Linked DNA regions of Homo sapiens: region 1 is linked to region 2. Evidence: read pairs that join two places in POLR2A ChIA-PET (ENCODE). Cell type or tissue: Panc1. All regions are shown on one strand.

Region 1 (4,000 bases), 130 kb after region 2:
GTCACATTAGAGAACATATTTCTAGTACTTAGCTAATTAGAAATACAAAACCTTATTCAGTGGTTTGGAAATCGTCATGGTAGAATTACAAAGAGGGCTGCCAAATCCTTTATTCTGCTAGTTAACTCTGAATGGTCTTTCTTTACTTATATCTCATTGTAATGTTAATGAATTTTCTTATCTTTTCATCCTTGCATATTGTCATTATGTCATTTTATATTTCCTTCCATTTGCTACATGGCTTCATTTAGGGTTACTTTGTGTTATTTTTTTTCTAGAATTTGTCTTTGATTTTCATTTCCAACCTCTGCAAATCACACTGATCTTTGTCACTATACACAAAAACCAAAGCTTGAGAGGTTTATTTTAAACTCTGAGTTTATCAAACATATTCACAATTAAATATAATATTTAATATACTGAAGAAAATCATTTCACTGGCTGAGTGAATGTGATATGCCAGAGTTAAAGTATCTCCCAATTGTCCATTTTTGAAAATATCAGTCAATTCATTAATCAGTTTTGAAATACATAAGATGGAGTTCCATTATATTTTGCAGATTTAGAGGAAAGAGATTATGACTATATAGATGGTCAATAATCCCCTTCCAATGTCGCAGGTTACCATAAAGGCAAATAAAAATTTACATTATAAATTTATCTGTTCTTTAAAAGAAAATTAATAAACTGATATGCACATCAATAGGAGACTGGCTAAGGAAAATGTGGTACATATACACCATGGAATACAATGCAACCATGAAAAAGAACATCAGCCAGGCACGGTGGCTCACGCCTGTAATCCCAGCACTTTGGGAGGCCAAGGTGGGCAGATCACCTGAGGTCAGGAGTTCGAGACCAGCCTGGCCAATATGATGAAACCCCGTCTCTACTAAAACACAAAAATTAGCCAGGCATGGTGGCATGCACCTCTAATCCCAGCTACTTGGGAGGCTGAGGCAGGAGAATTGCTTGAACCTGGGAGGCAGAGGTTGCAGTCAGCCAAGATCGTGCCACTGTACTCCAACCTGGGAGACAGTGAGACTCTGTCTCAAAAAAAAAAAAAAAAAAAGAGATCATGTCCTTTGCAGGAACATGGATGCAGCTGGAGACCATCATCCTTAGCAAACTAATGCAGGAACAGAAAAGCAAATACTGCATGTTGTCACTTATAAGTGGGAGGTAAGATGAGAACACATGGACACAAAGAGGGGAACAATAGACACTGGGGCCTACTTGAGGGTGGAGGGTGGGAGGAGGGAGAAGATAAGAAAAAATAACTATTGGATACTAAGCTTAATACCTGAGTGATGAAATCAGCCATACAACAAACCCACATGACACGAATTTACCTACATAACAAACCTGCACATGTACCCTTGAACCTAAAATAAAAGTTAAAAAAGAAAATTGTGCTATTAAACAAAATTATTATTAGGTCCCTTACCTAAATATCTTGAGAAAAAAAATTCTACCACTGGGGAACTACATGACCTCCTCAAAGTAGGCAGAGTAAATTCCCAAGACGCCAATTGCACTTGGCAAATTTTCTAGCTGTGGCATAATCTTTTTCTGTCTACAAAAAAAAAAAAAAAAAAAAAAAAAAAAGGAAAAACAACATTATAGGCCACTGGGCAAATACCTGCTAGTTTTCTTATGGTAGTCTAACTCAGCCAGTAACTAAACTGGGATGATGTCATTCAGGGCTCTTTCAAGTGACATGAGGTTTTTATAACTGGATTGATGGGTTTTTTGTTTGTTTTTGGTTGTTACTGTTTTTTGATCAAGTGAACTAATACTGAAAATCTGGCTTTAATTCTTTGTCCAACATCAGCTGGAACTTATTTTTGCACTAGATTTCTCCTCCATTTGTTAATTAAACTCTTGTGTTCCCCCTACATACTTACCACCTTCTCTTTCCTCTGTCATAGACTGTGAATTAGACATTGATGAAGTTAAAAAATCACTTATAGTCTACAGGGAATTGTTAGCTATGTTTTCCCCCTCAAATGTTCAAAGATACCTCCCAGAAAGTGTCTTTAAGGTTTTTCTTTCCCTTCTGATGTTTTAAACACTGTTTTAGAGAATCGTGATGTTCATGATTTTATACTAGCTATGGGAACAAGACTAACACACTCAAAGCAGCTAAATGACAATAAAAGACCATCTACTTTATTCCTTTAAGGGAAGAGATTAGAAGTGCTTAGAAATGCTGTAGACCCTGGGCTATGGTCTGATAGTGGTCGGTGGGTATTAGATTCTTGTAGGAGCGTGAACCCCACTGTGAACTGTGCATACCAGGGATCCAGGTTGTGCGCTCTTTACGAGAACATAACGCCTGATGATCCGTCATTGTCTCCCATCATCCCCAGATGGGACCATATAGTTGCAGGAAAACCAGCTCAGGGCTCCCACTGATTTTACATTATGGTGAGTTGTATAATTATTTCATTATATATTACAATGTAATAATAATAGAAATGTTTGAATCATCCTGAAACCATCCCCCTGCCTGGTCCATGGAAAAATTGTCTTCCATGGAATCGGTCCCTGGTGCCAAAAAGGCTGGAGACCACTGCTGCATAATGTAAAACCACACTATCCAATTATAGCTCACCTTCATGAGACTATAATTTATATAGACTAGAGAAGGGAAGATATTTCCAGGTTAAGGGACCTGAATTAACCGTCTTTCAACTCAAATTAACTTTCCAACTAATTATTTCTGTCTGGAATGCATCTATTCTTTCTTTTTTCTTCTTTTTTTTTTTTTTTTTTTTTTTGAGATGGAGCCTCATTCTGTCGCCAGGCTGGAGTACAGGGGCACAATCTCGGCTCACTGCAACCTCCGCCTCCTGGGTTCAAGTGATTCTCCTGCTCCAACCTCCCTAGTAGCTGGGACTACAGGCGGGCACCACCAGGCCCAGCTAATTTTTGTATTTTTAGTAGAGACAGGGTTTCACGATGTTAACCAGGATGGTCTCCATCTCTTGAACTCATGATCCACCCGCCTGGGTCTCCCAAAGTGCTGGGATTACAGGCGTGAGCCACTGCGCCCAGCCGCATCTATTCTTTTAATTATCCTGTTCACAAGGCTCAGAGCCCACTCGATTTTTCTTATCCCCTAGCCCTTAAACATCACAATTCCTTAAATCATCTCCGCGTCAGGCTCCCTTTACCATCCACTTGATCTACCTCAAGCAGACCTCAAATCAGCCTCATTCTCCACCCCTAAAATACAGCTACAAGCATGTCTTTCTCCTAGTTGAAATTCACAATGCATTCCCTCTGCCCACCACATTAATTATCAACTCCTTTTCCTGGCATTTACTCATCCAACGCATGGCCCCACGTTAACTTTCAGTTCCCTTTCTCCCCTACAAATACTCCATAATCCAGCAACCCTGGGATTATTCCTGTTCCCTAAATGTCCTCAGCACTCTGCCACCCACCCAGTTTTTGCTTATACTGTTTGGTCAGCACTAGAGCAACCTTTCTTTGCCATGATAAGCTGTAGAAATTGTACTTATTCTTCAAATACTATCTTTTCTAATGACATTTTCTGTTCTCCCCCAAGTAGATAGGATCATTTTTTTTCTCAACAAAATTTAACTTATTTTTAGGTATAGTATTATAGTTTTTTTTTTTAATTTAGATTTAGGGGGTACATGTGCAAGTTTGTTACATAGGTATGTTGTGTGATACTGAGGTTTGGGCTTCTAATGATATCGTTGCCCAAATAGTGACCATAGTACTCGATAGGTGGTCTTTCAATCCTTGCCTCCTCCCTCCCTTCCCACTTTGGGAATCCCTAGTGTTTACTGTTTCCATCTTTGTGTCTGTGTATACTCAATGTTTAGCTCCCACTTAGAAGTGAGAACATGCAGTATTTCGTTTTCTGTTTCTGCATTAATTTGCTTAGGTTTATGGTTTCTACTTGTATCCGTGTTGCTACAAAGGACATGATTTCATTCTTTTTAATGCTTATGTAATATTCTAC
Region 2 (4,000 bases):
AAGACAGCAGGTCTAACTAACAGAGAACAGTTTCGGAGGGGAGGGAAGTTGCTAAGAATTGAAGAGAGACTGCATAATAAATACTGAAGGGATGTGTTGCCTCATTCAGTCAGAAAGGAGATACTTTTATGAAAACCCTGAGAACTGAATTGAAACGTGAGAAAAGTATGCTACAGGAGTAAGATTCATATTCTAGGAAATATGGCAATCCACCAGGATTCATGGAAAATTTGAAATAGGTCCCCTGTAAATTCAAGCCTTGATTGAATGAAAGTGATCTGCCAGGAACATAAGTGCCTACTAGAAAAAAACCCAACCCTTCTGAGAGGAAGATAATATAATCCAGAACCCCTGCAACATATCACGTATAATGTCCTGCTCACAATAAAAACTGACTAGGCCTGTGAGGAAGTAGTAAAAAAAAAACCAAAACCCAATAATAAATAAAACAGGCAATCTCAGCAAAGCCAGAAACATTCCAGATACTGAGGCTACCAAACAATGACTCCAAAATAATTATGATAAAACTTAGAGGAAAAGGTTGACAAAATAGTTGAAGAACATTTCAACAGTACTTACAGACTTTCCAAAACAAAATAACCAAATGGAATCAAAGCAAAAAAAGAAGGCAAGAATATAAAACCATAAGAACTATTAGAAACAGTCAAAACCTTCAGCATATGTGTAATTTGAGTCTCAGAAGGAGAAGAAAGAGGAAAAAAGTGGCAATGCAATATTTGAAAAAATATTGGCTGAAATTTCTCAAAATTGTATAAAAGAAAGCAACCTATAGATTCAAAACTCTCAGTGACTCTCAAGCAGGACAAACACAGAGAAAACCAGATCTAGATACGCCATAATCAAGTTGTGGAAAATTAAATATAAACACACAATAAAAGCAGTGAGGGTGGAGAAAAAGACACATTATCTTCAGGAGAACAACAAGAATTACTGCTGAGGTTCCTCTCCCCAAAAAAATTATGGAAGTGACAAGACACTGATGTGGTATTCTTAGAGAGCTAATAGGAAATGGTCAACCTAAAATTCTATGTGTAATAATATCCTTCAAAAATTAAGGTAAAAAATGCATTCTTAAACAAAAGCTGAGGGAATCTGTCTTCAACAGACATGCTCTGTGAGAAATATTAAAATATGTTCTTCAGGCTGAAGAAAAATGATCCCATTAGAATGTAAAATGGTCTGTTTGCAAATGGCATGATCTTTCATACATAGAATACCCTAAAGACTCCACTAAAATACTTTTAGAACTAATAAATGAACAAACTAATTCAGTAAAGTTACAGGATATAAAATCAACATATAAAATTAGTTGCATTTCTATACATTAACAACTAACTGTACAAAAAGGAAATTAAGAAGAAAATCCCATTTACAATAGTGTCAAAAAGTTAAATACTTAGGAATGTATTTAACCAAGAAAGTGAAATATCTGTATTTTGAAAACTATACCACATTAATGAAAAAAAGAAAATATTTGGTGTTCACAAATTGAAAGAATACTGTTAAAATGTCCATACTATGCAAAGCAGTCTACAGTTCAATGCCATCTCTAACAGAATTCCAATGGTATTTTTCACAAAATAGAAAAAGAATCCTATAATTCATATGAAACCACAAAAGACCCCAAATAGCTAAAGCAATCTTGAGCAAAAAGAAGAAACCTGGAGGCATCCTGATTTAAAAATACATTTAAAATAAAAATACACTACTTGATTTTAAAATATATTACAAAACTGTAGTAATCAAAACAGTATGGTATTGGCATTAAAAACAGATATCTAGACCTATGGAACAGAATAGAGAGCCCAGAAATAAGTCCATATATTATGCTGAATTGATTTTTGACAAACATGGCAAGAACATACAACATGTAAAGGATAGTCTATAATAAATGGTGCTAAGAAAACTGGATATCCATTTGCAGAAAAATGAAACTGAACCCTTATCCCACACCACATACAAAGTCAACTCAAAATTAAAGACTTAAACATAAGGCCTAAAACTGAAGAACCAATCCAGGAAAACATACAGGAAAAGCCCTATGACATTAGTCTGAGTAGTGATTTTTTTGGATATGACCACAAAAGCACAACTGAAATATATAAAAAACTCAACTCAATATCAACAAAACAAACTAACCCAATCTTAAAAATGGGCAAAGGATCCAAATAGACATTTCTGAATAGAAAACATATAAATGGTCAACAAATATATGAGAAAATGCTCAACATCACTAATCATCATGGAAATGCAAATCAAAACCACAATAAGATGCCACCTCATACTTGTTAGAATGGCCATTATCGAGAAGATAAAAGACAACAAGTATTGATGAGATGTGGAGAAAAGGGAACCCTTGTTGAAAGTATACTGGTACAGCCATATTTAAAACAATATGGAGGTTCCTCAAAAAATTAAACACAGAGCTACCACATGATTCAGCAATCTCACTTCTGGTTATATATCCACAGAAAATTAAATAAATATCTGGAAGAGCTATCTGCACTTTCATGTTCATTGCAGCATTATTCACAATACATTCATACATTCACCATAGCCAAGATATGGAATCAATCTAAGTGCTCATCAACAGGTAAATGGATAAAGAAAAAGTGCAATATATAAATACACAAAAACACACACACAGACATAAATGGGATATTATTTATCCTTAAAAAGAAAAGGAAATCCTGTCATTTGTGACAACATGGATGAAACAGGGAGACATGCTGAGTGAAATAAGCCAGACATAGGAGGACAAACACTGCATGCTCTCGCTTATATGTGAAATCTAAAAAAAGTTAAACTCATAGAAGCAGAAAGTAGAATGGTGGTGGCCAGGAGCTGAGAGGTGGGGGCAATAGGGAAATGTTGGTCAAAGGCTAAAACGTTTATGTTCTCTGGAATGAATAGCTTCTAGAGATCTAATGTACAGCATGGTGACTATCATTAACAATATTGTATTATACACTTGAAAACTGCTGACAGTAGATCTTAAATATTTTCACCATATTGACTAAAATGGTAACTATGTATGATAGATATATTAGTTACATTGTGGTAATCATTTCACAAGTTATACATATATCAAAATATCAAAACATTACATTGTACATCTTAAATATATATAACTTTCATTTGTCAGTTAAGCTCCAATAAAGCTGGGAAAACATAAATGCTTGAAATATTGGGAAAAGAAGATAAAAATAATGTAAGAAAATAAATAAAGCAAAAGTTTCAGAACAAAAAGCTGGCAAATCTAGAATCATAGTTTGAGATTTTACTATAACTTTCTGACTAAGTAATAAAGCAAATATTTTTTTAAATCAGTAAAGAAATTTAATATTTGAAAAACACTATTTACCAACTTGACTAAGTTAATATAGGTAGAGGACTACATCTAACCATTACAGAATATACATTCTTTCCTGTCCATACAATAAATGCACCAAAATAGACTTTGGTCTATAAAGTAAATCTTAACAAATTTTAAAGATTGAAATAATATACTGCATGATTAGTGATCACATTGGTAAATAAACAGTATAATTTTAATAAAACCTATGGTCACAGAGAATTCAAAATAAAAATGACAAAATACTTTCAGCCGAATGCTAATGAAAACATACATATTAAAACCTGTGGGATGCAAATAAAAGTTCTCCAAGGAAAATGCATTAGTATTAGTGCATATATTAGAAATTCTAAGAAGTTCAAACTCATTTGTCAATGCTTCCAAGTCAAGAAGCTAGGAAAAAATTGTTAAAGTAACCATACATTAGGTGCAAAATAACACAAGGGAAGAAAATGATAAAACCATGAGGAAAATCAATGAAATAAAAATCAACAGAAAACATTAACGGAGCCAATAGTTGGAATTTTGAAAACATTAGTAAAACTAACAAATCCTTGGTAAGACTTATCAAGGTAAAAAAGATAACATAAATTATCAATATCAGGAATGAAAAGAGACGACATC

What was found. Peaks named below come from ENCODE experiments on the same cell type or tissue, not always from the same donor. Only the 100,000 strongest peaks of a DNase experiment are listed, where the experiment ranks them.
Region 1: POLR2A ChIA-PET joins it to region 2 with 6 read pairs; 3 of 35 experiments call an interaction of 5 or more read pairs at or near these places.

Annotation. Positions count from the first base shown.
Region 1 is chr10:17,219,171-17,223,170 of GRCh38, forward strand. The region is part of intron 1 of VIM-AS1 (VIM antisense RNA 1); the gene reads right to left. Among named protein-coding and RNA genes, the nearest start is that of VIM, 7.1 kb to the right of the region's middle. In Panc1, no CTCF peak of the experiment used is centred here; no DNase peak of the experiment used is centred here; H3K27ac peaks cover 3,572 bases.
Region 2 is chr10:17,093,262-17,097,261 of GRCh38, forward strand. The region is part of intron 14 of CUBN (cubilin); the gene reads right to left. Among named protein-coding and RNA genes, the nearest start is that of CUBN, 35 kb to the right of the region's middle. In Panc1, no CTCF peak of the experiment used is centred here; no DNase peak of the experiment used is centred here; H3K27ac peaks cover 1,713 bases.